Regions from separate parts of the Homo sapiens genome. Here region 1 is linked to region 2. Evidence: chromatin loops called from intact Hi-C (ENCODE). Cell type or tissue: Calu3. All regions are shown on one strand. Links, peaks and the distances in the headings refer to the core of each region. The heading gives the core; the rest is flanking DNA. Region 1 holds the start of UGT1A1 (UDP glucuronosyltransferase family 1 member A1). Region 2 holds the start of UGT1A10 (UDP glucuronosyltransferase family 1 member A10).

The links. Hi-C counts contacts between places; a loop is a spot of excess contacts. Peaks named below come from ENCODE experiments on the same cell type or tissue, not always from the same donor. Only the 100,000 strongest peaks of a DNase experiment are listed, where the experiment ranks them.
Region 1: a loop joins it to region 2, with 2.1 times the contacts of the local background. A loop is called at or near these places in 1 of 110 quality-filtered maps.

Annotation. Positions count from the first base shown.
Region 1 is chr2:233,753,356-233,769,474 of GRCh38, reverse strand. It overlaps UGT1A8 (UDP glucuronosyltransferase family 1 member A8), which reads right to left. Exons shown (of 5, transcript NM_019076.5): 2 at 2,310-2,441; 3 at 1,539-1,626; 4 at 1,036-1,255. It overlaps UGT1A10 (UDP glucuronosyltransferase family 1 member A10), which reads right to left. Exons shown (of 5, transcript NM_019075.4): 2 at 2,310-2,441; 3 at 1,539-1,626; 4 at 1,036-1,255. UGT1A9 (UDP glucuronosyltransferase family 1 member A9) reads right to left here. Exons shown (of 5, transcript NM_021027.3): 2 at 2,310-2,441; 3 at 1,539-1,626; 4 at 1,036-1,255. UGT1A7 (UDP glucuronosyltransferase family 1 member A7) reads right to left here. Exons shown (of 5, transcript NM_019077.3): 2 at 2,310-2,441; 3 at 1,539-1,626; 4 at 1,036-1,255. It also overlaps UGT1A6, UGT1A5, UGT1A4, UGT1A3, UGT1A1 and UGT1A, and 1 more gene. RefSeq lists a silencer at 9,594-9,768. In Calu3, for the core only: no CTCF peak of the experiment used is centred there; DNase peaks (open chromatin) are centred at 9,234 and 12,504.
Region 2 is chr2:233,632,184-233,648,302 of GRCh38, reverse strand. All of the region lies in intron 1 of UGT1A8 (UDP glucuronosyltransferase family 1 member A8), which reads right to left. UGT1A10 (UDP glucuronosyltransferase family 1 member A10) reads right to left here and starts at 11,855. Exons shown (of 5, transcript NM_019075.4): 1 at 10,926-11,855. The coding sequence starts at 11,780. It also overlaps UGT1A and the pseudogene UGT1A13P. In Calu3, for the core only: CTCF peaks have their summits at 4,952, 5,284 and 9,320; DNase peaks (open chromatin) are centred at 4,972, 9,282 and 11,762.

The DNA.
Region 1 (16,119 bases), core at 4,598-12,597, 120 kb before region 2:
ACACACACACGCATATGAATGCACACGTGTGCACCCACACATGAGCACAGCCACATGCACAAACGCACACGCACATATGCACACAGTATCTATTGTCGGATGAAATCTACCACTGGCCACCACTTCTTCCCATAAGGTTCTAATAAGCCTATTACCAGTGAGCTTGACAGTAATATACTAACTTTAATCCAGAAATCATTTGCCCTTTGAATCGTTTTCAGGGCCACATTTGAGCAAATTTTCCTTTGCTCTTATTCTAAGACTTTGTCTGTGATATCTTATAGCTCCTTCATTCATAAACTCCATGGACAAAATTTCTCACAGGTTCCAGTGCTGCAAAAAGCTGTACTTCTAAGCATTTGAGTTGTTTTTCTCTTAAAGATACTATGCTTCTTATAATGGAGTATTTCTTTCTGTGCAGGAAACTTATGGATCAGATGTCTATTATGGCAACTTTTTATGTAAATTGGAGTTTTAAATCTAATGGGGGAAATAAAATTCTAAATAAATTATATGATAAATTATATAGAAACTAAAGAATCCTTTTATAAAGTGAATAATAACCTCTAAATTATCTTATTTATAAATCCAGGTCAGACGCGCTGGCTCATGCCTGTAATCTCAGCACTTTGGCAGGCCGAGGCAGGTGGATCACCTGAAGTCAGGAGTTCAAGACCAGCCTGACAAACATGGTGAAACCCTTTCTCTACTAAAAAATACAAAAATTAACCGGGCGTGGTGGTGGACACCTGTAATCCCAGCTACACGGAGGCTGAGGCAGAACTGCTTGAACGTGGGAGGTGGAGGTTGCAGTAAGCCAAGATTGCACCACTGCACTCCAGCCTAGGTGACAGAGCAAGACTCCATCTCAAAAAAAAAAAAAAAAAAAAAAGAAGAAATAAAAATCCAGATTTTTATGTATTTGTTTTTATATTTGAAACAACGCTATTAAATGCTACGTAAATGTTTTCATATTTGAAACAATTTTATCATGAATGCCATGACCAAAGTATTCTTCTGTATCTTCTTTCTTACCTTTTGTCATTGATGACTGCTTTTAGAGCATTTTCTAAATCTTCAGAAGTCATTTCCAGAACATTCAGGGTCACTCCAGCTCCCTTAGTCTCCATGCGCTTTGCATTGTCCATCTGATCACCAAACAAGGGCATCATCACCATGGGAACGCCATTGCATATGCTTTCATAAACACCATGGGAACCAGCATGGGTGATAAAGGCACGGGTCATCGGGTGACCTGAGATGCAAAATAGGGAGGATGTCAGCAGTTACATCTCTGAGTTTCACAGCTGGACACATCTAGGTTCTGAAAACACTCCAAAGACTCAGTGTTACTCACATGCCCTTGCAGAAATTTGCAGAAGAAAATGTGGGTTGAGATACCCCACTAGATAAAAAGCAATGTAGGATATGTTGGCCATAATATTTTCAAGCTCAACAATCCTTTAGAATAGCTGTGCTTAAGCCATTTTCTTAATTTGACCCTGGTTTGACCTATACATCCAATCCGCCCAACATACCAAGCAGATCGTTTTGGGGTAGCCACTTAACAAGTATCGTGTTGTTCGCAAGATTCGATGGTCGGGTTCCAGTGTACCGCCACAGGACCTGGGAGGGGCAAAAAGAGCAGAACGTAAAGAAAGAACATAATATGATTAGAAAACAAATCTGCTATACTAACTAGAAAACAGGGGTCCTCTGAAGGAACAGTCTTTAACAGAGTGGGAGGATCAGTAACTGTGAAGGCTTCTGAGGACTGGCAACTTCCGGCATCTTGTTTTGGAGGTTTAGTTACAAGGGTGTATGCACTACGTGAATTTGTGATAATTTATCAAGCTGTGCACTTAGGATTTTTTCACTTTCCTGCACTTTAAGGGAAAGTTTGCTTAATGAAACAAGTGGATGCAGAACTATAAGAGCAGAAATGTAAGACATAAATTCAGTGTTCTAACCAACAGCTTTTTGGAGAAATACTTCTATTTAATATGAAGAAACAATATCCCATTTATTTTATTTTTAAATAAATTCTCCCTAATACACTTTTGAGTCTCTTAGAGAAAATGATACTTCTGAGTGTGGTGGATCATAGTTTAATAGAGTATTTGAGAGTCAAATTGAAAACAATGACAACAACCACAACAACAAAAAAAACCTTTGGATTAATAGTTGGGAAGTGGCAGGGAAAAGCCAAATCTAAGGTTCCAATTAAGAGAATTAATCTGGAAGCTGGAAGTCTGGGATTAGCGCTCCTGTGAAAATAGATATGAGGCCATGGTATAGAATCTTCTTACTGTCTGAGGGATTTTGCCCAAAGCATCAGCAATTGCCATAGCTTTCTTCTCTGGAATTTCTGAGACCATTGATCCCAAAGAGAAAACCACAATTCCATGTTCTCCAGAAGCATTAATGTAGGCTTCAAATTCCTAGAGCCAGAAGAAAAATTTTCAGTTAATTTTTTCTCATATTCTTTGATGACTACATACAGTAAGTTATGAATTAGATATCTTCCTCTTAAGACTATGATTAAAGGCATGCGTGTTTGAGATAGAGTAAAAAATTATTAATATGTAAGTTTTACAGCATTTTCCTCTCCTTTACTTCCTTCTAAAGGAGGAAGGGTTCCTGCTTACAGAATTATCCTTGAGATGCAAAATCCAGGTAATGTGCTAGTTTTCCAAAAGAAAAGCACAGGTACATGCACACACATGCACACACCTGTACATACACACAGTGATAATTCCACTTAGAGAACACAGAGCAAGGCATCAGTGATACAGAAGGGAAGAGCTGGGAAGGGCGTGGTCCCTTTAAATGATATGGAAGTAGGGAAGGGAAGTGCTGGGTAGAAGAGGGTGTGGTCCCTGGCGAGGGCTCCACCCCCAGACCTGTGCCCATGGACCTAGGTGAGGACAGGCATTTTTGTTTTCCTGCCTAAATGTTTCATTTCCCAAAACCACCCTGGCCTGCCACGCCCCCATCATGTGCCTATAAAAACCCCAAGACCCTAGCAGGCAGACACACAGGTAGCTGGACATCGGGAGGAGCACATCAGCGGAGGGACGCAAGGACAGCTGGACATTGAGAAGAACTCACCAACAGGCACCGGCAGGCCACTGACCAGCAGAACAACGCGGAGTTTGGCTGAGGCAGTCGGAGGAGAGCCCAGGCCACCGAGCCCGGGCCACCGAGCCCGGGCCACTGAGCGGTCTGACTCCAGGGGAAACCCTTCCCATTCCATCCCCTTCTGGCTTCCCCCATCTGCTGAGAGCTACATCCACTCAATAAATCCTTGCACTCATTCTCCAAGCCCAGGTGGGATTCGATTCTTCTGGTACACCAAGGCAAGCCCCCAGGATACAGAAAGCCCTCTGTCCTTGCGACAAGGTAGAGGGTGTAATTGAGCTGGTTAACACAAGCTGACTATAGAGGGCAAAACTAAAAGAAGGCCATAACCCACGCCCACTGGAGCTTCAGGAGCTGTAAACATCCACCTCTAGACACTGCCGGTGAGGTCAGAGCCCCACAACCTGCCCGTCTGTATGCTCCCCTAGAGGTTTGAGCAGTGGCGCACTGAGAAAGTGAGCCCCTCCCGCTGTCACATGCTCTGTGAGGGGGACAAGGAAAGTTTTCCTGTTTCATCAACATGGCAATTCTTTTCTCACTGTAGATTTTCAGTGGTCCAATGAATCCCCCAAGAATCTCTCAAATGGCTTTATGGGTTTATTTATTATTATTATTATTATTAATTATTATTATTATTATTTACTTGAAGTTCTGGGATACATATGCCATGGTGGTTTGCTGCACCTATTGACCTATCCTCTAAGTTCCTCCCCTCACCCCTCACCCCGCCACAAGCCCTGGTGTGTGTTGTTCCCCTCCCTGCGTCTACGCATTCTCACTGTTCAACTCCCACTTATGAGTGAGAACATGCGGTGTTTGATTTTCTGTTCCTGTGTTAGTTTGTGGAGGATGATGGCTTCCAGCTTCATCCATGTCCTTGCAAAGAATATGATCTCATTCCTTGTTATGGCTGCATAGTATTCCATGGTGTATATGTACCACATTTTCTTTATCCAATCTACCATTGATGGGCATCTGGGTTGGTTCCATGACTTTGTTATTGTGAATAGTGCTGCAATAAACAAATATGTGCATGTGTCTTTATAGTAGAATAATTTATATTTCTTTGGGTATATACCCAGTAATGGGATTACTGAGTCTATGGTTTTATGTTTGCAAAGAATACTGAGGGCACTAATATGATTGTGTGATGTGGCAGGGCTTGCCCAAACTGAGGGGTTCCCTAGGACATGTGATGTTCAGTGCTAAAACCTGAACAGTCCTGAGGAAGCCAGGATGCTGGTCACCCTAGATGTGAGACACAGGAGACCTCTGACAGGGCTCAGCAAACGCAATTTGCACAGCAGGACTCCTGCCAAGCCTGATTTGGAACATGACCAGGAAAGCCCCAGACACTGACCATCCTTCTCCCAAGGTGAGCCCTCTCTCCCCGCCACTCTCACCAGCCCCAGGCCCTCGTGAGTCCTCTGGCTCTTAAGGGCTTTGTCTTTGCCTTTTCCCTTGGGCTCATCTAAAAGTCAGGGAGGACAGAGTCATCCTCCCCACCACCATGCTGCATTTTTTGGTTTGTAGCAAGAACACCCTGAGGATGGTTTTTCTGAACTCCTTCCTCCCTAGGGTCTGCACCACATCTCTCCCCTCTTTCTCTCCCTCTTTCTTGGGGAGACACAGCTCATTTCCAAGTGCTCTTCAAGTTCTTTCTTCTGAGCGTTGGTAAATGGCTTACTTAAATTTCCTAGGACCTTTGCTCTTCATGAAACCCACTCTTACACTGAAGCTCATCTGGAAAAGGCCGAGTCTAAGTTCTCCTCCAGGCACACCCTCCCACACGCCCACTCAGCAATCAGCAGGATGTGATTCACACAAAATTGAACCCACAGGTCCATAAACATTCGAAGTTAAATAGCAGGAGATCACGAAAGTTTAAATGGCACAAAAGTTCATCTGGAGATTCACGCAGGGCAAACTGCAGAGAAGTTGTCATCACGGCCAACTCCTACCTGAGCCAGCTACTATGAGGCTCAATAAAGGTGAAGTCCATCCCCTACTTGGCAAAGCTTCCCTTAAACTTCACCCTGACTTCACAGTTACCGGAATGACCAAAGAGTGAAGCAACATATTAACTGAAAATAACACTCCAATCCCCCACCATTGATTCCCTTCAAAGAAAAGATGAGATGCCCCTGAATGAGAGAATTTCCCTGTTCTGATGAGACTTCACCAGCCAAAATGAGACATTTAACATAACTCCTAAACTTTACCAAGAATTTTGTATTTTTAGTTTAGGCTTTTAATTAGATTTTCCCTTCCCAAATGCATTTCATTTTCCCAGAATTCTTCTTTAGCACTTAGACACCATGTGGGTCATCTGTGACTTCACCATCACGCATTCCCAGTAACCCACATATATCTCAACCTTCCCTGCTCCCAAGCTTTCCTCTCCTGGCCATCTCGAAGCCTTGGTCCTCACTAATCTTCTGTTTAGTTATTTTTCTCAGACCCAGCATTGCGATTGTCTGTGAACCACTGCTATCTTACCCTGGCAGGGGAGGAACATCTTGGAATTCTTGAGTTTCATTCCTTTTCTCCCAATGTTGTTCCACTATCTCTTTTCCTTCAGACACACCAAAGACACGCCAATGCCAGGTTGTGCTTTCTCTATGGACTTCTTTGTGCAATAAAAGTTTTATCTTTATTCTTAAAGTTCAGGAGTTTTATCAAGAGTATTGAGAATAGGACCATCAACACAAGAGGAATGGTAGTGCAGAGTGGCATTTTTAGTTAACAAAGGAAGAAAGAGAAAATAAGAACAGTAACTTGACCAACCAGTAGAAATCCGGAAAAAGGAGAATGGCAAAGTCAACTAAACATAAAGTAAACTGAGAGAGTTACAATCAAATCTATTAATTGTTAGATTCAAATAGGCAAAATGCACTTATTAAAGCAACTGCCTGACTGGATTAAAAATACCAGTGCCATGTTGTTTAAAAAGGAAGAAAGCTTGAAGACAAAGGAGTACTAAAGATGTGCTAGGGAAATGTAAACAAAAATAATACAGAAGTGGTAATATTAATATCCAAAAAGTGGAATTTCAGATTAAAACATGCAACAAGACAAAACAGGTTACTAAAAGGTACAATTTAAAAACATATTTTCACACCTAAGCCTGACTGCACCAAACAAGGCAACAACAAATATGTAGTCAACACAGTTCACCACTTAGACTTTTATGGTTATATCAATAAATGCCAGAAAGGCAGCTGATAAAGTTCGGTGCCTCTCCTACAAACATCCTCACGCAAAGAAGGAAATTATCTAAATCAATAAAGCCTGTTCAGAAAACAATGGCTAACATAATGCAAAATAATGAAATGATAATCAATTTCCACTAAAATAGCAGCAAGACGGGCATCTTTCCTATTGCCAGAATTATTCAACTGTTTTTAGAGATTCTAATAAATTCAATAGCCCTGATATTTGGCATGGAATTTATAAGAGAAGAAACCAAAATTTCTTTATCAGCAAATGACTGCCTATTATTTTTTATTATGAAAATCAATATTTTGATGAGATAGCTGAGTAATGAGTAGATAATCAGCTAGAGATAGAAATGCAAAAAAATAACACATTCACAGTAGTGACCAAAAAAAAAAAACCGTGTAAAATACTTAAGAAAAGATGAATGAGAAAGAAACAGAACAAATGTTTTTTAAACTACAAAATAGCTTATCTTTTTAAAGGAAGTGTTTGAGGTCACAACAACAAAACTCCTGGAATACAAATTGTAATGTTCCTCTGTGGGGAACTAGACTAGATCTCCAGCAGAATACACTGTGGTACACAAGTACCATGAAATACTATTTCATAGTTTAAAAAGTAATAGCATTTAAAACTGGAGTGATATCCATGACATTATCGGTAAGTGGGCAGTGGGAATACACTGTTACTCTATTTTGTAGAAAAAGCAACCAAAAAATTTTACATATGTTTCTATATACATATTGGTATGTAATAGCTGGAGTACAAAGAACTAAAAAGAGCTATTGTGGATTACTCTCGACCCATTAACTAGACCTCGGTTGGCACCTTTCTTCTCATTCATTAATGTAACACATATTCGGTGGGTGCCTATTCTGTGCCTTAGGTGCTGAGATTTATGGGGCGCCAAATACATGCAGACCCATTGGCAGGTGTTGAGGACGCCGCATACAGTGGATGTGATTAATGCAAAGTCACACAGGTCCCCACATGGCTCATGATGTGAAGCGGACAATCAACAACTATCTAAGTGAAATGGCTGCCATATTTGATGTGCTATGAAGGAAAATGCACAGAAAATTAAAAAAAATAAAATACAAATCACATTGGAGGTATAGTGGAAATAAGGTCACCTCCGAAGGTGATATCAGTCCCCTTAATGGGAGCCAGACGCAGCACCTGGGAAGTGCCTGGGCTGCCAGTAGATCCTCAGCCAATCTTTGCAGGATAAGTGAATGAACGCTCTCTGAAATGTCACCTCCTCAAAGAGTAATTCCCTAACGCTCCATCTGAAGGAGCCTCTCCTGTTCTTTTCTATCCTCTGCTGAGATTTCGATGAGGATGTGAATGCTACTTTTTGCATACTTCAAACTCTGTAGGGGAAAAATAAACCTAATAGCTTGAGAATGAAACCTACAACCTTTCTGTATCATGTCAGAACCTGACTGTCTGGTGATTCACTCATTAGAAGAGAACGGACTGCAGGATTTAGCTTCTTATCAGAATATTTAGAAACTGGAGCTTTAACCAGGGTCACAAAGGCAACTTTCATTTCCAGGATCTATCATCATCAAAGAATGATTTCATCAGTCCTGAACATTGCCTGCCTGACTGAATCCAGGGCAAGGTGCAGGCTTCAACTGAGTTTTCTGCAGGGTGCCCCAAACCCAGCATTCTGTGCCTATGGCATTTAACAGCTTGTTGTTTCTAATTGATTACTATCCACTGGAGCACACAGAGTAAAATGTCCAAGGAATGCTTTCCCGAAATCTCAGATACCAAGAAATCATCCAGAAGATGATGCCAAAGACAGACTCAAACCTAGGAGTCAAAAATTAACAAAAGAGGGCATTTTAAATTATCTCAGAATGCTTGCTCAGCATATATCTGGGGCTAGTTAATCGATCCAAAGTAATACATCTGAAAGAATATACGCATGTAAAAGTCCCACTCCAATACACACCTGGGATAGTGGATTTTGGTGAAGGCAGTTGATTCCACCAACAAAAACCATATTGGGCATGATGGGCCTAGGGTAATCCTTCACAAAGTCACTTCTAAACAGCCAGACAGATGCAGAGCTCAATAGGTCCTGGACAGTCACCTCTCTCTGAAGGAATTCTGAGGCAAGGGTTGCATACGGGGAATAAACCACGTCGCACAGAAAGTTCTGTGAAAAGGCAATGAGCATGTTCTTCACCCGCTGCAGGAAGGTCATGTGATCTGAATGAGAGGAGAGAGGCCTGGGCACGTAGGAGAATGGGTTGGGGCACTGGGTAGCCTCAAATTCCAGGCTGCATGGCAGTGCATGCAAGAAGAATACAGTGGGCAGAGACAGGTACTGGGCCACGATGGGGCTGCAAGGAAGGAAAGGGTCCGTCAGCATGACATCAAAGCTGCTTTCTGCCAGGGAGGCCATGAGCTCCTTGTTGTGCAGTAAGTGGGAACAGCCAGACAAAAGCATAGCAGAGTCCTTTTTTATTTTCTTGTATGTTTTGATCACACGCTGCAGGAAAGAATCATTCTCAAAAACATTATGCCCGAGACTAACAAAAGACTCTTTCACATCCTCCCTTTGGAATGGCACAGGGTACGTCTTCAAGGTGTAAAATGCTCCGTCTCTGATGTACAACGAGGCGTCAGGTGCTAGGACAACTATTTCATGTCCCCTCTGCTGCAGCTGCTGGATGGCCCCAAGCATGCTCAGCCAGTGGCTGCCATCCACTGGGATCAACAGTATCTTCCCAGCATGGGACACCACTGGGCCCAGCACACACAGCAGCAGGCCCAGGACAAGTGGGCGTCCGCCCTGGGACTCCACAGCCATGGCGCCTTTGCTCCTGCCAGAGGTTCGCCCTCTCCTACTTATATATATATATATGGCAAAAACCAATCGATACACCAAGTTAATGTTTGACTGTGTCACGTGACTATAAAAAGCTGTCAGTCCACAAAGGTAGCAGGGAGTTCACTTTCAGAGATAAAGAAGGTGGAGCTTTATTAGGTTTCTTAATAGGCAACAACAGTTGAACTGGCTGGAATTTCATACTCAAATCACATTCTTGAGTGAACACAGCAAAGTACTTCCAGAACCTCAGGATCCATTAAATTAGTATTTCCACAGACCAACAAGTGTTACCAGAGAGGAAGAAGGACGACTATGTAGTGAACAAGTTAGGCTTCTTTTCCAGAAATTAAACAGAAGGCTTTTTAGAAAGCCTTTTAGAAAGAAAAGAACACAACTGTACCCCCGCTTTCGCCATGGAAACCTGTAAGAGTGCCCACTCCACAGCTCCCCCGGTACTGCCTGCTCACTTGTATCATGTGTTTCATTCCTTCGTCCAACAATATTTATTGAGTCCAGCACAGTGTGGGGTCTTGAGGCTGCAGCAGAGCCCACCACACGAGCACGCGCCATGAGGTGAGCCAGACTCACAATTTAAACACATGAGCAGGAACTTAGAAATCGTGAAGCATGCTAAGAAGGAAATGAACAGGTGGGTGGGTGGGGCGGGTCGGGGGTGGGGGGCGTGCTGGGGTAGAGAATGACCAGAAAGGGAAATTCACTGGAGCGCATGTGAACAGAAGTCTTCCCCAAGGACAGGCCTTTATTAGTGTGAACCTGAAAGAGCCAGTCCTGTAAGATAGATCTTGAGTGGCTAACTGGGCCTGGATTTAAAATAGAGCCAACTGGCCCTTTGCTTACTACAGGTCACACGGTTACTCTGAGTATCCTGAAAACCTGTACCTTTTTATAGTTGAGATTTTCAGCGCTCACCTGAACCAACCAATTAAAGCTCACCCACCTCAGCCACTCAGGGCTCAGCTTCATCAACCAATCAGAATGCAGCTGCAGTGACCAATAAGAACTAAGCAAGTTTCCATCCTTCATTTGCATAAATGGACCTGATTGGGAACCTGGGAAGGAACTTTTTGCCGTGAAACCTGCCTGCCTTGTGTTCTGTGGAACTCACCTTCATTGCGTACCAGAGGCTGTAACTCCCTGGTTTGCAAACTGTTCACTAGAACAAAGTCTCTTTCTTCCAAATTCCTTTTCAGAGAACTTTTGTTCACAACAGGAAACCAAATAGATAAGCAAATTCAATTAAGTTAAATTGTACTCATTCCACTGGCCCAAGATCCAGGGGAAAGGCATTTGGGGAAATTCTGATGACTGATTTGAAGTCAAAAGGGAAAGATGAGCAAAAACAACTCAAATTTGTATTTATTGACCATGGACTATGGGGCAAGTATTGTGCAGCCAGAATTGGAAGTATTACACTCTTTTTGGGGGGGATATACTGCTGTACTATACAATTCCAAGATAACTGCACAGATCCCAACATTTGAACCATACACATCACTGGCCAGCCATACTTGGGGATGTGCTTAGAGGATCATAGAGAAACAGCTAACTAGAGTTTTGGTGTCCTATGGGACATATTAACAGGTAATTAGGGTACCCTCTCATTCTTCTCCTTAGAGTAGGTACTTTGCATGCACATGCACACTGAAGCTCCTCCCCACACCCAAACACTCTTCATTTTTTAGGACCAAGATTCTGGGCAAGCAGAATAGACATAGCAATGCTTTCACTCTTTGTTGTGTCCTTATTAGAAATTCTGAAATTCACAGTTTAATTTAAACCTTAAGGGTGATAATTCTTCCAAAGTCCCAATGCTGTGTGAGTTCATTTGCAGATTATAGACAGTAAAGGGGCTATAAACACATAAGTCACCACTGTAATGATTTTATGACTTTCCTGCATCATGCAGAGCTTCCAAGCTTTTTGAGGCTGCTTCTGCTGTGTACCTGGATGGTTTGTGGCCACAGCTCTGCCCTTGACCAAGAAATACTTACTAATCTGAATAGTGGGCAATCCACATTCATGCTCATGAATTACAACAGAGAACCACTACTAAGCAATCCAATTAATATCTGCTCTGAAACCAAAGCAGAACCCATTGCTAATTCCCTCATCTGCCAAATATTTATGGAACGTGTGAGCCCTACTGGATGGCAGTCACTATGCTAGGAACTAGGCCCAGAAAGTCAAGTTAGAAATGGTCCTTGCCTGAAAGGAGGGGTCAGGTAGACAGAGACAAACTCATGACCAGGCAATTACAGGGGATGGTGCTCTAGGGGCTGAGAAATCACACAGCAGGGCAGCAATATGATGGTCTTGCTTTGGGGGCTGCTAAAGAGTGACACGTCCATGGAAAGTGTTTCTGGAACCCTTTTGAAGCTACTTTCTTTTTAAGCTGAAGACATAAGTTAGTAGGCCACCATCAGACACACTACCAGCTCCTTTCATCTCCTTTCATCAAATCAGAATGACAGGCTTATTACTAAAGGAGCAACATAAACATGTCCAGTGCCCTGTAGATCATCTACAGGACCCTCCCGGGAAGCAAAGCCACCTTCCTTGAATCCCTTGAATTCCTTGAATTTCCAAAATCCCAGAAAAACAGCATTTTGTTCTGTTCTGCCTTGTATCTTTTAGCAGTTTGCATATCTGTCCTTGCTATTAGACTATAGCTATATCATATATACATATATATATATATATATATATATATTCCTTACAGGCAAGATTTTGGCTTTGGAATCATGCTATCACTCAGGTGCCAGTCCATGGTTTTGGAGACAGTAAGCGCTCTGGACATGTTTCTGTATAGAAGTGACTTTTCTTCTCTTTTCGTTCTAGACCCTGCATCCAAGCCAGCAAGTAAGTGCTGAATCTGGATGTTTCTACCACTGTCTCTCAGACCCAGCTGTCATGGTCCCATTTCAGGGCCCCAGCCCCCCTGTCCCCCAACCCCCAGCTGTCCCTTCTGAATCATTGCATCGGCTGCCACCTGAATAACCCCACCTCACCACCACTTCTGGAACCTTGGTCAGCAGCTTCCTGGGCACAGAAAATTCAGAGTCCTCTGCCTTGCTCTCAAAACTCTGGGATAGACCCCAGCCCACCTGTCCAAGCTCATTCCTCCTCTCTAGCCCTTCTGCTTGCCCCCTCCCTCTGCCTCTTACCCTCTAGCCATTCTGGATCCCTTGCTGTTCCCCAAACTTCCTTTGATGTTCTCAAATTGCTTTGTTCAAACTGAACTCTACCCTTGGCCAGCTTACTATGACTGTTCATTGCGTGCTTACCAAGTGCCAAGTCCGGGTTTCAGGTTATGTAACTAGAGGTTATATAAACTCAGAAGTTTGTTCTGGTGAGATAACACATCCTCATTACACCTAATACCCTTTATGAACCGTTAGAATGTTCTTTGGTTAATCATTTTCCCCTTGGAATTGAGTGACCTTTACTAGTGTATTGCCCCACAATTTATCAAAGCAAAGAATCCAGTGTCAAAAAGAGAATAAGGAGGAGGTGAAGAGAACTCAGATCTCAAAAAAAGTCCCCCCAAAATTCATCGTCATTATATAGCAGTTCTAGCGGAAATAATCACTGCATCCCATGTTTATCCCCAGTGCTATACACACGGCCTGCAAGTCTTAATGGTTTCGATACAGTAAATAGTGCTGTATTTCCTTTTGTCTGAGAGGATCTCCCTGGTTGTTTTAGCAGTCAAGAAAAGTGAATAACATGCACATTTGACCCTCCATATACTTGGGCTTCACATCTGCAGATTCAGCCAACAGCAGATTGAAAATATTTGGGGGGAACAACAATGAAAAAAAAACAGTACAAATAATACAAATAAAAAACCAATACTGTAAAACAACTATTTACATAGCATTTACATTTATTAGGTAAAAGTAATCAAGAGATGACTAGAGGTTTAAAGGAGGATATGGGTAGGTTATATACAAATACTGTGTCATTTTATAAAAGGAGCTTGAGCATCTAGATTTTGGTATGGGGAAGGAGGGTTGTCCTAAACTAATCCCTTCAGAATACCAGGGACTACTCTGCTAGACTAGCGATTCTCAAAGTATGAGCCAGGAAATCCTAGGGATCCCCAGTAATTTTTCAGGAGAATTTTACAAAGTCAAAACTATTTCCGTAATAATGTTACTTGATTTTCTCATTGTCATTCTCCCACAAGTGTACAGTGGAGTTTTCCAGAAGCTACATGGGGGATGTGTAATATCACAATAGATAGAATGCAGAAGCTGACATGAGAATCCACCTCTCTATAGAGCCAAGTACTAAAGAGAGAGATGCAAAAACTGTAAAACGATGCCACTCTTCTCACTACATTTTGTCTCAAAAAAAGTTACATAAAAAGGTTTGTTAGTGTGTCATGGGTTTATTCTTCTTAAATTGCCCAATGAATATGTCTTTTTAATTCTGTTTTAATCTCTAATGCAGTACATATGATAGGCATAATCCAGATGAACAAAAGCAAATGGGCACCGGGGCTGGAACGTTGGAGAACCGCAGTCCTAAACAACAGGATGTCTTCAGCCCCGGTCAGACTAAACTCACTCCCACCACCCTCTTCCCTCCTGTGGCCGAGGAAAAAGACTGATATAAAGCCTACTTTAAGAAAAACAGTTCTTCAGGCAGCCAAAGTCAAGGCCCTCTCTTTTCCCCAACCTCTTTTTCCCATCCTTTTTGGAGACCATGGCTGGTTGGAGGCCGGAGTGGGCGGGGCCTGGTCTTGGAGCATCACAGGGCCTCACAGAGCCTCACAGAGAGCAGGGCCAGTCCCAGGAGCACTGCATCTTGGGATGCGAGGCGCTCACAGGCCTCGGCCAATGAGATGTGGCTGCGTCATAAGGGGCGGCCCTCCAGGCGGCCCAGGTCGCCAAGCCTCTGACCTGTGCGCGGGTGCTGGCAGCCTTGCCGCTCGCTGTGCCAGTGCCCCGCAGGCTCTTTGGCAGTCCAGCATAGTGGACTACTACGAGGTGCTGGGAGTACCCCGGTAGGCCTCGTCCGAGGGTATCAAGAAGGCGTACCGCAAGCTGGCGCTCAAGTGGCACCCCGACAAAAACCCCGAGGACAGGGAGGAAGCGGTGAGAAGATTCAAGCAGGTGGCTGAGGCCTACGAGGTGTTGTCGGACGCGTAGAAACGCGATATCTATGACCGCTATGGCGAGGCGAGGGCGGAGGGCGGCTGCGCAGGCGGCAGGCCCTTCAAGGACCCCTTCGAGTAGGTCTTCAGCTTCCGTGACCCCGCCGAGGTCTTCAGGGAGTTCTTTGGCGGCCGGGACCCATTCTCCTTTGACCTCTTGGGAAACCCGCTGGAGAATATTTTGGGGGGTCAGAGGAACTCCCTGGGAAGCAGAAGCAGAGGGTCTGCACCCCTTTTCTCTGCCTTCAGTGAATTTCCAGCTTTTGAGGGTGGTTTTTCTTCTTTTGATACAGGATTTCGTTCCTTTGGCTCCCTGGGAAGTGGGGGCCTTTCTTCCTTCTGCATGTCCTACGGTAGTGATGGGACAGGCAGCTTCAAGTCCATGTCGACTTCCACTGAAATAGTTGATGGTAAAAAAATCACCACCAAGAGAATCATTGAGAATGGCCAAGAAAGGGTGGAAGTGGAGGAAGATGGAGAGTTGAGTTAAAGTCCTTCATAATAAACGGCATAGAGCAGTTGCTCCCCATTGACACCAAGTAATTCCAGTCCACATTTGCCTTTAAGCACATCTGGAGGAATAGCGGACTTTTTTTAGGATTGAAAGTGAACTTTACTTTCAGAACAGCTGTACCCAAGAATTTATAAACACTTTATGCCAATGCCTGTCTTTATTGTTGGGACTGCACGGATAGGACCTCTGTTTGTCTTTCGATCATTGTAAATATCTGTATGCAATTTGCTATTTATTAAACTTAAGCCTGAGGCAGACAATGATTATTTCCTAGTGCTAGGACAGAATGTTCATCTCAGCACTTTGAGCCTTACCTTTTTCCGTTGGGAAAGTGTGAGCCAGGTGGTTTGCTCTAAATCATTTGACTTCAATGTTTTACTGTGTGGTGGTGAAATCTATGAATATATTAATACTCTGGCTTAATTTAATGATGGCTTTTAATTGCACATAAATGCTCGTGATGTAGGAAGAGTTGACCATTATTTAGATAAAAGGTTAAACCCAGGCTTTATAAAAGCAGGTAAACCTGGCAAAGTGGATGCATTCGTTTCCTATCATGGCTGTAACAAATTACCCAAACTTGGTGGCTTAAAACAACACACGTTATTCTCTTAATATTTTGGAGGTCATACATTTGAATCCCATATCACTGAGCTGAAATCGGTGTAAGAAGCATGTTCCTTCTGAAGGCTGAGGACAGACCTTGGGGTTATGTGGTTGGTCAATGATATACTAGGACTGTCTTCAGCCCTAACGTGGTTCTCCAACTATGGTAGGTCCTGGAAATGTAAAGAAAAGCGTTTCCAAAGGGCCACGCAAAACTGTCCTATTGCTGTGCTTGGGGCATATCAAATTAGGTTGATGAAAGCCAAGTGCATCTGTAATATTGTTTGGGTGAGGCACCATACACACAATTGAGAAAGTACCTTTGTGTTGGCACGGGTTATGCCCCAAATGAAGACCTTTTGGGGCATATTGCCTTGGGGTAGTCCATCACAAAGGGTCCCATCTTCTAGGGTCACCTCTGAGGAAAAGTTTGCATGAGAGCAAAAGGGCAACAACTAGACAGGCTGAAAAAAATTAAGAGCAGCATGCTGGTAATTTTTTACAGAAAAATCATGGCCTGAACACATCATTAACCAACAAATACTGTGACAATGGGTTTGGATATGCTCTAGTACCCTCAGAGTCCAATCTGCATGGAATGGCACCCAA
Region 2 (16,119 bases), core at 4,531-12,530:
ACAATTAAGCCACACATATCTAAAGGATCCAGAAACACCGCATCAAAAGAACTCTCCTTTAAGTATTCTACTAATTTTCAGTCATTAAACAAACTCCTGCAATGTGAAAAATTAAATTCTAAACATTTGGATGAACTCATTAATAGAGAAAATAAGCGTCGTACTTCTGCTTCCCATTGAGCATTGGCAAAAGCCATGAACTCCTGGTCCAGATCCTCCAGGGTGTATAAGGTTGAAGAAGTCTTCACTGTGCAATTCAGTGATCTTCCCAGTTGCCAACTCACCTCTGGCCTGACTACAACCACCTCATGCCCCCTGAGAATGAGTTTCTCCACCACCGACCACATGGTGAACCAGTGGCTCCCATCCATGGGCAGTGAGTGATCTACCTTCCCTGGAGGCTAACTTCAGTGTAGAAATCAATGAAATAGGAAATAGAAAAACAATGGAGAAAACCAATGACACCAAAGCTAGCTTTTGGGGCAAATCAATTAACTTGATAAATCTCTACCCAGACTGATTAGGAAAAAAGACAGAAGATATAAATTACCAATATCAGGAATGAGAGCAGTAGTATCACCATAAATTCTACAGGTATTAAAACAATAAGAAACATGAACAAGTTCATGCCAATAAAATCTACAACTTAGATGGAATGGACAAATTTCTTAAAAGACACAAGCTGTCAGACTTTACACAAGAAGAAATTAATAACACAAATGACATAATCTGTACCTTTTAAATTCAAATTGAATTTTGACTTCAAATGTTCCCACAAACAAAACGGTAAAGTTCTGATGACTTCACTGATAAATTCTACCAAACACTGAAGGAAGAAATAATACCAATTTCTCACAATCTAGTCCGGAAAACAGAAGGATGTGAAATGCCCTAATTCATTCTGTGAGACCAACATTACCACAATACCAAAACCAGATAAAGATGTGACAAGATACAAAAACTACAGATCCTCATGACCTTAGATACGAAAATGTAAAACAATATTTCAGCAAATCAAATTCAATAATGATATGGTTTGGCTGTGTCCCCACCCAAAGCTCATCTTGAATTGGAACTCCCACAATTTCCACGTGTCATGGAAGGAACCTGGAGGGAGATAATTGAATCATGGGGCTGGGCGTTTCCCGTGATGTTCTCATAGTAGTAAGTAAGTCTCACGAGATCTGGTGGTTTTAAAAATGGAAGTTTTCCTGCACAAGCTCTCTTTCTTTGCCTGCTGCCATCCATGGAGGATGTGACTTTCTCCTTCTTGACTTTTGCCATGATTGTGAGGCCTCCCCAGCCATGTGGAACTCTAAGTCAATTAAACCTCTGTCTTTTGTAAATTCCTTAGTCTCAGGCATGTCTTTATCAGCAGCATGAAAACAGACTAATACAGTCAATTGGTACCAGTAGAGTGGATTGCTACTGAAAAGATACCTGAAAACGTGGAAGGGACTTTAGAACTGGGTAACAGGCAGAGGTTGGCAAAGTTTGGAGGGCTCAGAAGAAGACAGGAAAATGTAGGAAAGTTTGGAACTCCCTAGAGATTTGTTGAATAGCTTTGCCCAAAATGCTGATAGCAATATGGACAATAAAGTCCAGACTGAGGTGGTTTCAAATGGAGATGAGGAACTCGTTGGGAACTGGAGGAAAGGTGACTCTTGTTATGTTTTAGCAAAGAGACTGGCAGCATTTTGCCCCTGACCTAGTGATTTGTGGAACTTTGAACCTTAGAAAGATGATTTAGGGTAACTGGTGTGAGAAATTTTTAAAAAGCAAAGCATTCAAGAGGTGATTTGGGTGCTGTTAAAGGCATTCAGTTTTAAAAGGGAAACAGAGCATAAAGGTTTGGAAAATTTGCAGCCTGAAAATGTGATAGAAAAGAAAATCCCATTTTCTGAGGAGAAATTTAAGCCGGCTGCAGAAATTTCCATAAGTAATGAGGAGCCGAATGTTAATCCCCAAAACCATGGGGAAAATGTCTCCAGGGCATGTCAGAGGTCTTCACAGCAGTCCCTCCCATCACAGGCCTGGAGGCCTAGGAGGAAACAATGGTTTTGTGTGACAGGCCCAGGGCCCCCTGCTGTGTGCAGCCTAGGGACTTGGTGTCTTGCATCCCAACTGCTCCAGCTGTGTCCAAAAGGAGCCAAAGTACAGCTCACACCATGGCTTCAGAAGGTGCAAGTGCCGAGCCTTGGCAGCTTCCATGTGGGGTTGAGACTGTGGGTGCACAGAAGTCAAGAATTGAGGTTTGGGAACCTCTGCCTAGATTTCAGAGGCTGTATGGATATGCCTGGATGTCCAGAAAGAAGTTTGCTGCAGGGGCAGGACCCTCACAGAGAACCTCTGCTAGAACAGTGCAGAAGGGAAATTTGGGGTTGAAGCCCCCAAACAGAGCAACAACTGGGGGACTGCCTAGTGGAACTGTGAGAAGAGGGCCACCATCCCTCCACCTCAGAATGGTAGGTCCACCAATAGTTTGCACTGTGCACCTGGAAAAGCCACAGACACTCAATGCCACTCTGTGAAAGCAGCTGGAAGGGAGGCTGTACCCTGCAAAGCCACAGGGGTGGAGCTGCCTAAGACCATGGGAACTCACCTCTTACATCAGCAAGACCTGGATGTGAGACATGGAGTCAAAGGAGATCATTTTGGAGCTTTAAGATTTGACTGCCCTGCCGGATTTCTGACATGCATGGGGCCTGTAGCCCCCTTATTGGCCAATTTTTCCCAGTTGGAATGGTGTATTTACCCAATACCTGTACCCTCATTGTGTCTAGGAAGTAACTAACTTGCTTTTGATTTTACAGGCCCATAGGTGGAAGGGACTTGCCTTGTCTCAGATGAGACGTTGAACTGTGGACTTTTGAGTTAATGCTGAGACTTTGCGGGACTGTTGGGAGGGCATGATTGGTTTTGAAATGTGAGGACATGAGATTTGGGAGGGACCAGGGTGGAATCATATGGTTTGGCTGTGTCCCCACCTAAATCTCATCTTGAATTGTAACTCCCACAATTCCCACTGTTGTGGGAGGATCCTGGTGGGAAAATTGAATCATGGGGGCAGGTCTTTCCCATGCTGTTCTCTTGATAGTGAATAAGTCTCTCAAGAAGCCTAGTCAACAAGAACAATTTTTCTGGATTGCTTTCATCGATGCTTTGTCCCTGAAGGCAGAAAATGCATTGCCAGTAAGGGATTGTTTTTTAAAGTTCTTTTGATATTGGACAATGTCCCTAGCCACCCAGAACCCTAAAGGTGTCAAAGTGGTCTACCTGCTCCCAAACCCAATATCTCTAATTCAGCTTCTCAATCAGGGGTCATAAGAACCTTTAGAACTCATTACACACAGTTTTCTATGTAAAGGATTGTCAATACTGGAAAAGAATCTGGACAGAGAAGACACCAAGTTAGCAACTATCTACACAGGAAAAACCACCTTCATAAGAACCAAAACTCAGGTGAGCACTCATAGTACCTGGTTTTCATTTTATATAACTCAGAGACACTGAAGAAATAGAAAAAAAAAAGTTCTGCATCTCCTATGTCACCCAACCCCCTGAACCCACAGTGGCGGTGTGGCATAAAGAGAATCCCTGAGCCCTGGTGGGAGACAATTGGGAGGCACTGAAATCAGTGCTATTCTGTTAGAGCAGAAAGGAAACCCAGACCAAACTCAGCTGACACCCACCCACTGAGAGAGCGTTTATTTATTTATTTATTTATTTATTCTTATTTTTTGAGATGGAGTCTCACTCTGTCATCTAGGCTGGAGTGCAGTGGTATGATCTTGGCTCACTGCAGCCTCTGCCTCCGAGGTTCAAGCGAATCTCTGCTTCCTGAGTAGCTGGGATTACCGGCATGCACCACCACACCTGGCTAATTTTTGTATTTTCAGTACAGATTGGGTTTCGCCATGTTGGCCAGGCTGGTCTCAAACTCCTGGCCTCAAGTGATCCACCCACCTCAGCCTCCCTAAGTGCTGGGATTACAGGCATGAGCCACCGTGCCCAGCATTGAGGGAGCATTTAAACCAGCCCTAGGCTGAGGGAAATTGCTGATCTCAGAGGTCTGAACTTGAATGCCCACAGACCTCACCACCGAGGGCCAAAATGGTCTTGGCCTCAAGTAAACTTGAAAGGCAGTCTAGTCCATAAAGATTGCAACTCTTAGGTGAGTTCTAGGGCTGTACTAGGCCCAGAGACAGTGAACTGGGTAAAGGGGAGTATGACATACTGAAACACTAGCTGAAGCAGCCAAGGGAGTACCGACATCACTCCTCCCCTAATCCCAGGATGCACAGCTTGCGGCTCCAAAAGAGACCCTTTCCTTCTACTTGAGGAGAGGAGAGGGAAAAGTGGGGAGGACTTTGTCTTGCATTTAGGAGACCAGCTCAGCCACAGCAGGATAGGGCACTGGTCAGAATCATGAGGCCCCTGTGCCAGGCCCTAGCTTCCAGATGACATTTCTGAACACACCCTGGGCTAGAAGGGAACCTGCTGCCTTAAAAGAAAGGGCCCAGTCCTGCCAGCGTTCATCGCCTGCTAACTGAAGAGACCTTGGAACCTGAATACCAGCAGTGAAACCTCGTACTACGTCAAGGGCCTTGGTGAGCCTCTGAGACTTACTGGCTCTAGGTGAGATTCAGCACATTCCCAGCTGTGATGGCTATGGAGCAAAACTCATTCTGCTTGAGGAAAGCACAAGGAAAGGTAAAGGGGACTTTGCCTTATAACTTAGGTACCAACACTGCTGCAGGGGGATAGAGCATCAAGAGGGCTTTTGGGGTCCCTGATTCCAGGACTTGACTCGGACAGCATTTCTGGAGCTCCCCTGGGATAGAGGGGAGCCCACTGCCTTGAAGGGCAAGTCTCAGGCCAGGCAGCATTCACCACAAGTTGACTTAAGACCTTGGGCCTTAAGGGAACACCAGCAGAAGTCTGGCAGTACTGTCCATGGCCAGGGGTGGCAGTGGCTACAAGGTGAGGCTCCTCTGTCTTTGCAAATAAGAGGGAAGAATGGGAAGGACTGCATCTTGTGGTTTGAGTGCCAGCTCAGCTGCAATACAATAAAATACCAGGTGGAATGCTAAGGTTTTTGACTCTAGTCCCTGACTCCTAGATGGCACTTCTGGACCCACCCAGGGCCTGGGGGACCTTGCCATTCTGAAGGGAGGGATGCAGGTCTGGCTGGCTGTATCACCTGCTGATTGTAAAGCCCAAGGGCGTTGAGCAAACATAGGCAGTAGCCAGGAGGTGGTTACAGCAGGCCTTGGGTGAGACCCAGAGCTGTGCTGGTTTCAGGTCTGATCCAGCACAGTCATAGTGGTGATGGCCACAAGGATGCTTGTGTCACTCCACCCCCAGCTTGAGGTGGCTCAGAACAGAGAGAGAGACAGAGAGAGAGAGAGAGAGTGAGAGAGAGAGAGAGACTCTGTATTTTTGGGAGGAAGTAAGGGAAGAAAGCAAGAGTATGTGCTGGAATCCAGAGAAGTATCTTGGATCTTGTCCAAGACCATCAAGGCAATACATCTACAAGTCTGCAAGAACCACAGCGTTACTAGGCTTGGGGTGCCCCCTAAAGCAGAAACAGCTTAGATTACAACACCTAAGTCCTTTCAAATATCTGGAAAGCCTTTCCAAGAAGGACGGCTACAAATAAGCCCAGACAATGAAGACTACAATAAACACCTAACTCTTCAATGCCCAGACACTGAAGAATGTCTGCTAGCATCAACGCCATTCAGGAAAACCATGACCTCATCAAATGAATTAAATAAGGTGCCAGGGACTAACGCTGGAGAAACAGATATAAGCGACCTTTCAGACAGAGAATTCAAAATAGCTGTGTTGAGGAAACTCAAAGAAATTCCAAATAACACAGAGGAGGAATTCAGAATTCCAGCATATAAATTTAACAAAGAGATTGAAATCATTAGAAAGAATCAAGCAGAAATTCTGGAGCTGAAAAATGCAATCGGCATAATGAAGAATGCATCAAAGTCCTTTAATAGCAGAATGGACCAAACACAAGAAATAATTACTGAGCTTGAAGACAGGCCATTTGAAAATACATGGTCAGAGGAGACAAAAGAAAAAAGAATAAACAACAATGAAGCATGCTTATAGGATCTAGAAAATAGCCTCAAAGGGGCAAATCTAATAGTTATTGCCCATAAAGTGGAGGTAGAGAAAGAGATAGGAGTAGAAAGTTTATTCAAAGGGATAATAACAGAAAACTTTCCAAACCTAGAGAAAGATACCTATATTCAAGTATGAGAAGGCTAGAGAACACCAAGCACATTTAACCCAAAGAAAACTACCTCAAGGCATTTAATAATCAAACTCCCAAAGGTCAAGGATAAAGAAAAGATTCTAAAAGCAGCAAGAGAAGAGATAAATAACAAACAATGGAGTTCCAATACATCTGGCAGCAGCCTTTTCAGTGGAACCCTTACAGGCCAGGAGAGAGTGGCATGACATATTTAAAGTGCTGAAGAAAAAAAAACCTTTTACCCCAGAATAGTATATCTGGTGAAAATATCCTTCAAACAGGAAGGAGAAATAAAGACTTTCCAAGACAAAAGTTGAGGAATTTTATCAATTCCAGACCGATCCTACAAGAAATGCTACAGGGAGTACTTCAATCAGAAAGAAAAGGAAGCTCATGAGCAAGAAGAAATCATCTGAAGGTACAAAACTCACTGGTAATAGTAAGTACACAGAAATACACAGAATATTATAACATTGTAACTGTGTGTGCAAACTACTGTTATCCTACATATAAAGACTAAACAATGAACAAATCAAAAATAATAACTAAACAACTTTTTAAGATATAGGCAGTACAACAAGATATAAATGAAAATCACAAAGAGTTAAAAAGTAGGGAGCAAAGTTAAGACTAGTTTCTATTAGTTTTCTTCTTGCTGTGTGTTTGTTTATGCAAATAGTGTTAAGTTGTTATCAGGTTAAAATAAGGTTTATAAGATAGTATTTGCAAGCCTTATGGTAACTGTCATGGGTGGCAACTCTCTGAGACTGGTGTGGCATGGGAGGTAAAAAGAATTTACCAAGATACTTGTAGGTAAAGAAAGGCAGATTTATTAGAGAAAGTAGGAAAATATGTTGCAAGATAGTCAGCAAGAGAAGAGCTGGCTGCAAGGAGACAAAGGCTTGCTGAGGATTTTATAGGATGGTGCTTGTGCTGCAGAGAGCTAGATGCAGTATTGATAATGCCAAGGTTGCAGTGAGATAACTTGCATTTTTCTATCAGCTGAGGGTCTGGTGATCGCTGGGTGCAGGAAGATTATGTTATTTTTGCAGGAGGGCTATGTGTCCTAGACCATGAAGAAAGGGAGACTTATAGTTCATCTGCTTTTTCTTTTTTGCTTTCCCCTGGTCCTGCCAGCCTAGCTCTTTTTCCCTAATTAGGGCTCCACATTTCCCCCCTGACATAGCAACAATGACAAATCTTTGGCATGTGAGTGAAGGTCTCATCTTCCAACTGCTTCCTACTGACCAAGGGTATAGAGTTGGCCCTACCTAAGATTGTTGGCCTATCAGGAGGTTACATGGACCTAGATCCCTGGGTTGGCCCCTAAATTGGGGAGGGTCACTGTTGGACTATGGAAGAACAGCATTTGCAGCCTAAAAAAGAGACTGTTCTCTCCCATTTGAATGGTCTTGACACCCTCATAAAATTTGGAACTTACTCAATTGACCAAGGATGTATGGGTTTATTTCTGAATTCTCTGTTCCATAGATCAACATAAAAAGATGTTGTATGAGGCAATTGGAGGTAAATTAATTATGGGCTAGAAATGAGATAATATTAAAGTATTATTATTGTGTTAGGTGTGATAACGATATTGTGGCCGTGTAACAAATTTTACTTATTTTTTATATTTAATAAAATATTCAATGATGGAATGACAAGCCAAGAATTTCCACTAAAAAAATGACAGCCAAAAAGTTTCTTTAAAAGGTCAGAATAAGGGGATAGATGAATTAATACAGCAAAACACTGAAAATTATTTAGCCTAAGGATTGATATACAGGTGCACATTACACTATAGTCTTTTCATTTTGTATGTTTGAAAACTTTGAAAATAAATACTTGAAGTAAACAATTTTAGTGGGAGGCCTTAGTCTTGTCAACCAAAAGTTAACTTTGAATTTGGATCTTGGACTATAGCCAGAATCTTAGAGCAATGGGGAAAGCACAGATCTTTTCTTGCTCTGTAACCACATCCTATCCCCAGGTCTGCAGAGCTGCACCTACCATGGATGGTATAGATGAAGCCTGAATTCTTTTCCCCTAAAACCAGTCATCAATTCTGTTGGAACTCACCAAAAATTCAAAGAGACTAAGAGTGACTTCCTCTTTTTCTCATTAAAACTATTTCAATGTTCTGCTGAATTATTTACACATCACTAATCAACACACACACATTAGAATACTGAAATGTAAAAGAATGACCATACCAATTGATATAGTTTAAAAGTTTGTCCCCTCCAAATCCCATGTTGAAATTGGAGATGGGGCCATCTGCCATCATTGTTAAAGTATTTAATTACATCCCTGGCTGTAATTCTCCTGGATAGACTCAAGGAGATTTTGTTACAGGAGATCTTCAAGAAATCCCCTGTGCAGGGTCTGGGACACTGCACGCAAACACACCTGCACATACACAAACACATACATGTGCAAACACATACTCTATCATCAAGTAATGCTTCCTTCTCATCAGACAGATGAGACTCAGACTCTGAATCCTGTTTCCCAGCAAGATGTAACCAACTGCATGCTTTTCCCAGACACATCCTGGCATCTGAAACAAGGAAAGAGCAATATGCAGTGTTCATCGTTCTTTTGATGACAATTTACTTTTACTTTTGTGGTTGGGCCATATCCAAGGCTCTTTGACAGAAAGCCCTCTTTGAGATCGAATTCCTCTGTGAGAATTCTGCTGCCTTTACAGGTATAATCATAAAAATATACATTAATATACATAACCCTCTGCAAACTATAAAAACTTTCATACATGTGTATATTCTTTAATAGATATAGAAACACATTTATTTCATATCTCATAAAAGATATTTACAATCAAAATAAATGAAACCATATATAGTTTAATGTTTCATTTTTTATAGATATCCCTCTATCACAGGTGATATAAAATCATATATAGGTTTTTATATCTTTAAAGGCCTCTAGGTGACCCTGTGAGCCACAATAAACTCAGCGTGGGTTCAGGAAGTGGCAGATCCTCAACTCGGCCGAAGGCTGTGGGGTGTAGGCAACACATGGGTGGTGCTTGGTACTGTAATTAATGGAGGATAACGAGGAGAAAAGTGCTTTGATAAGTCCAACCTCTTAGAGTCCTGCAACTTGCATCTCCTCGCCTGGTCTTGCCATGAGCTGAAAGTCATGCCTAATTTTGAAAGGCCTACAACTGTAGTCTTCCTGCTTTTTAGAAAGAGCATTATTTCACTTTCCTATGAGATGGCTGAACGGTCACTCTTTCACCAACCATCTGCCAATGACAGATATAACTGTGTTACAAAGTCTACTGAATCTTGTAAGAAACCAGAACAATACATAAAAATGTGTACTCCACCCCTAATAAAATAATATAATGAGATGAGACACCAGGTGTTTCATCTGGATTTAGCAACTATGCGTTTGCCAAGAATCTTATTCTGGTATTTTTCAAGGATTTTTCAGTCACAAGCAACCGAATCCCTATTTAAACTGGCTACTCTAACAATATTACTCAATAATATTTTGGAAGTATATGCTCCAGCAAAGCAAAAGAAGCAGTACAAATATCAGACAAGGGAATTACTTGCAGATGGTATTGTATATTGTACATCTAATGCATACTACAAAATAATAAGAAAAGTTAGTGATGTGGCTGGATACAAGATACATATGCAAAAACCAAAATTTTAATTACCAGTAATCAGTTAAATGTAGAAATGGAAACATTGCCCTGTACAAAATAGTTTCTAAAGTAATAAAATGCCAAGGAATAAATGTTAAAAACAAACATAAAATGCTTATATAGTGAAAATTTTTATTTATGTATATAAAACAAGATCTGAATAAATAGTGAGACATATATGTTCCTGAACAGGAAGACTTAATAGCAAAAAGATGCCAGTCTTCTCAATTCAGGAAAACCCTGTAACCCTACGTGTAGGACTCTAGTCTACTAAGATAAAAGCAAGAATATAGAAATATATTCACGCAAGGAAAGTATTGAAGAGTGTTTACACAGCCTTATTCACAAAAGGAAAGAGTGGAAAATGGCTATATATATATCAATATTAATTGGTTAAAAAACTACATTGTATCCAAAGTAAAGAATTTTATGCAATTATTAAAAGAACTTGTCAAATCTGTCTGTATTGCTCTATAAAGGTACCCATAATTTATTGGCAAGTGAAAAATGCAAGATAAAGAAGAATATGTTCAGCCCAATACTAGATTTTATTTTTACTAAATAGGTATGGGAACTTACATGAGATATTGCATATGCCTAAAATACTTTTTTTCAATGAAAAGAATGTACACAAAACTTAAGAGCATTTCAACTACGGGGTCACATAGAATTAACAAAAAACGGAAGTTTCATTTCTTGCTGTGGTTTTTGGTACTTTTCTAAACATCGTATTTTAAAATGTAGCCTGAATATGATCTATAATTTTTAAATTATTACATATACTTTCAAGAAGGGCAGTTTTATAAAATTTGATAATTGATGAGTACATGAATTCGCACAAAATAATTTGTTAAACTGGAAAGAAATTTGAAATGCAACAAACGAAAATGTCAAATCACAGTTCAGTAAGGAATCCTTTTTTAATTTCCAAAGCCAGATTATTCTTAATGTGCTAAAGGAGAGGTGACTTACCATAGGCAATGGCTTTCCCTGATGACAGTTGATACCACCAATGAAGATCATGTTGGGCATCACGGGTTTGGGATAGTCCAAAACAAAGTCCGTTCGCAACAACCAAATTGATGTGTGACTGTAGAGATCATATGCCGTGACAGGGGTTTGGAGAATTTCAGAGGCTATTTCTAGGGCATTTCTAAAAAGATACTGGCAAAATAAATGGTCCTCCAAGTGCACGATGTGGTTCCATACTCTCTCCTTGAAAGTCATGGCATCTGAGAACCCTAAGAGATCATTGGGGACATAGGAAAGAGGAGCAGGGCACTGTGCACCTTCTTCAAGATGGTGGCAAAATATTCCCCTGGTGAAGACCACAGAGGGGAGGGAGAAATATTTAGCAACAATTAAGCCACAGGTATCAAAAGGATCCAGAAACACTGCATCAAAAGAACTCTCCTTTAAGTATTCTACTAATTTTCGGTCATTAAACAAACTCCTGCAATGCGAAAAAAATAAGTCAAGAAAACCACTGGATGAACTCATTAATAGAGAAAATATACTTTGTGCCTGTGCTTTCCATTGAGCATGGGCGAAAACCATGAATTCCCGGTTCTGATCTTCCAGAGTGTACGAGGTTGAGTAAGTCTTCACTGTGCAATTCAGTGATCTTTCCAGTTGCCAACTCACCTCTGGCATGACTACAACCACCTCATGCCCCCTGAGGATAAGTTTCTCCACCACCGACTGCATGGTGAACCAGTGACTCCCATCCATGGGCACTACCAGCAGCTTCCCTGCCTCGGCAAAGCCACAGGTCAGCAGTAGACACACACATAAAGGAACGGGGCTGGTCCACCCTGCGCGAGCCATGAGAGAACTGCAGCCCGAGCCAGCAGCTGGGATTCTAAGCTGCTATGATACAGTAGGCGGAAGAAGTACAGGCACAAAACCTGACCCCAATAGAGGGCGTGTATTTATCCTTTCATAAAAAAAAAAAAATCACACTCACTGCCAATGATTTACTCATAAGAACGATAACACACGAGTATCATTTGCTGAGATACCTACTTGTATGATTTCCAGACAAGAGTAGATTATGGTCTTCGCCTTGGAGGGAGAGCACGCTGCAAGTGAGTTTAGAAACAGAATTATTCAGCAATGCTTTTGGACCTTGAAGATTCGGAAAGATAAAGTGAAAGTAAATTTGAATAATGCTAATATTTTTGGAATTTATCCCAAAGCAAAATTTAGATTTTGACTTTAGCCAACCAAATACTCTCTGTCCAGAAAGAAATTGGCATCTCATGTTCCAGGGAAAGACAGCAAGGCTCTTAGCACTGACCTCCCAACTGGCAAGAAACTGGGGCTCACCTGCATCTCTGCAATGCATAATCATTGCTGGTTGTCTTCTTCCATATCCAAACCCTGAGAGGCCTCTGAAATGCCAAAATGAGATTGACAACCCTGCCTCCATGGACCATACCAGGGACTTGATGGAAAGTGACCATCACCTATTTTAATGACTTTCCTCAGATACGTTGCATGCAGTGGGGAGTTGCTGGCCCAGTCCTTGTGCGAACACTCTGCTGGGCTGCCTCTCTGTGACTGCTCTACTTCTATATTCTAAACACACCATCACTCCAGTGACCTCTTTCAGGAAAATATGTACTTGTCTCCCTCAGTCTGCTGAGGACTCCTGGAAGTCAGAGGTGATGCCATCTCTGTGTTTTTACCCTTCTTTCACAGTAGCCATGCTTTGCCTTTGACGTAGTTTGTATGTTTGTCCCCTCCATATATCATGGTCAAATATAATCCCCAGTGTTGGAGATGAAGCATGGTGGGAGGTGTTTGGGTCATGGGCATGGATCCCTCATGAATGGCTTGGCACTGCCCTCCCAATTGTGAGTGATTTCTCATGAGATTTGATTGTTTAAAAGTATACGACAGTACATGTATCCCAGATCTCTTAAAGTATAATTTTTTAAAAAATGCCAAAAACCCTCTTCAGGATATTATTCAGGAGAACTTCCCCAGCCTAGCAAGACAGGCCAACATTCAAATTCAGGAAACACAGAGAACACCATAAAGATACTCCTCGAGAAAAGCAACTCCAAGACACATAATCATCAGATTCACCAACGTTGAAATGAAGGAAAAATGTTAAGGGCAGCCAGAGAGAAAGGTCCTGTTACACACGAAAAGAAGTTCATCAGACTAACAGCAGACCTCTCTTTAGAGACCCAACAAACCAGAAGACAGTGGGGACCAAAACTCAACATTCCTAAAGGAAAGAATTTTCAATCCAGAATTTCATATCCAGCCAAACTAAGCTTCATAAGTGAAAGAGAAATAAAATCCTTTACAGACAAGCAAATGCTGAGAGATTTTGTCACCACCAGGCCTGCCTTACAAGAGCTCCTGAAGGAAGCACTAAATATGGAAAGAAAAAACCGGTACCAGCCACTGCACAAACATACCCAATTGTCAGGACAATTGACACTATAAAGAAACTGCATCAACTAGTAGGCAAAATAAACAGCTAGCATCATAATGACAGGATCAAGTTCACACATAACAATATTAATCTTAAATGTAAATGGGCTAAATGCCCCAATTAAAAGACACAGACTGGCAAATTGGATAAACAGTCAAGACCCATCAGTGTGCTGCATTCAGAAGACCCATTTCACGTGTAAAGACATATAGGCTCAAAATAAAGGGATAGAGGAATATTTACCAAGCATATGGAAAGCAAAAAAAATCAGGGGTTGCAATCTAGTCTCTGATAAAAACAGACTTTAAATCAACAGAGATCAAAAAAGACAAAGAAGGGCATTATATAATGGTAAAGGGATCAATGTAACAAGAAGAGCTAACCATCCTAAATATATATGCGCCCAATACAGGAGCACCCATAAAGCAAGTTCTTAGAGACCTACAAAGAGACTTAGGCTCCCATACAATAATAGTGGGAGACTTTAACACTCCATTGTCAATATTAGACAGATCAACGAGACAGAAAATTCACAAGGAAATTCAGGACTTGAACTCAGTTCTGGACCAAGCAAACCTAATACACATGTATAGAACTCTCCAACCCAAATCAACAGAATATATATTCTTCTCAGCACCACATTGCACTTATTCTAAAATTGACCACATAATTGGAAGCAAAACACTCCTCAGAAAATGCAAAAGAACAGAAATCATAACAAACAGTCTCTTAGATCACAGTGCAATCAAATTAGAACTCGGGATTAAGAAACTCACTCAAAACTGCACAACTACATGGAAACTGAACAACCTGCTCATGCATTACTACTGGGTAAATAATGAAATTAAGGCAGAAATAAATAAGTTCTTTGAAACCAATGAGAACAAAGACACAACCTACCAGAATCTCTGGGACACAGCTAAATCTATGTTCAGAGGGAAATTTATAGCACTAAATGCCCACAGGAGAAAGCAGGAAAGATCTAAAATCAAAACCATAACATCACAATTAAAAGAACTAGAGAAGCAAGAGCAAACAAATTCAAAAGCTAGCAGAAGACAAGAAAAAACTAAGATCAGAGCAGAACTGAAGGAGATAGAGACACAAAAAACCCTTCAAAAAATCAATGAATCCAGGAGCTGGTTTTTTGAAAAGATTAACAAAATAGATAGACCACTAGCCAGACTAATAAAGAAGAAAAGAGAGAAGAATCAATAGACACAATAAAAAATGATAAAGGGGAGATAACCACTGAGCCCACAGAAATACAAACTACCATCAGAGAATACTATCAACACCTCTACACAAATAAACTAGACATTCTAGGAGAAATGGATAAATTCCTGGACACGTATATCCTCCCAAGACTAAACCAGGAAGAAGCAGAATTCCTGAATAGACCAATAACAGGTTTTGAAATTGAGGCAGTAATTAATAGCCTACCCACCAAAAACACCCAGGACCAGATGAGTTCACAGCCGAACTCTACCAGAGGTACAAAGAGGGCCTGGTATCATTCCTTCTGAAACTATTCCAAACAATAGAAAAAGAGGGACTCCTCCATAACTCATTTTATGAGGCCAGCATCATCCTGATACCAGGATGTGGCAGAGACACAACAACCAAAAAAATTTCAGGCCAATATCTCTGATGAACATCGATGGCAAATATCCTCAATAAAGTACTGGCAAACTGAGTCCAGTAGTACATCAAAAAGCTTATCCACCATGATCAAGTCGGCTTCATCCCTGGGATGCAAGGCTGGTCCAACATACACAAATCAATAAACATAATCCATCACATAAACAGAACCAATGACAAAAACCACATGATTACATCAATAAAATTCAACAGCACTTCATGCCAAAAATTCTTGATGAACTAGTTATTGATGGAACGTATCTCAAAATAATAAAAGTTATTTATGACAAACCGACAGCCAATATCATACTGAATGGGCAAAAGCTGGAAGCATTCCCTTTGAAAACTGGCACAAGATAAGGATGCCCTCTCTCACCACTCCTATTCAACATAGTATTGGAAGTTCTGGCCAGGGCAATCAAGCAAGAGAAAGAAATACAGGGTATTCAAATAGGAAGAGAGAAAGTCAAATTGTCTCTGTTTGCAGATGACATGATTGTATATTTAGAAAACCCCATCATCTCAGTCCAAAAACTCCTTAAGCTGATAAGCAACTTCAGAAAAGTCTCAGGTTACAAAATCAATATGCAAAAATCACAAGCATTCCTATACACCAATAATGGAAAAACAGAGAGCCAAATTGTAAACTCCCATTCACAATTGCTACAAAAAGAATAAAATACCTAGGAATACAACTTACAAGGGATGGGAAAGACCTCTTCAAGGAGAACTACAAACCACTGCTCAAGTAAATAAGAGAGGACACAAACAAATGGAAAATCATTCCATGCTCATGGATAGGAAGAATCAATATTGTGAAAATGGCCGTACTGCTGAAGGTAATTTATAGATTGAATGCTATCCACATCAAGCTACCATTGACTTTCTTCACAGAATAGGAAAAAACTACTTTAAAGTTCATACGGAGCTAAAAAATAGCCTGTATATCCAAGACAATCCTAAGCAAAAAGAACAAAGCTGGAGGCATCATGCTACCTGACTTCAAATTATACTACAAGGCTACAGTAACAAAAACAGCATGGTACTTGTACCCAAACAGATATATAGACCAAT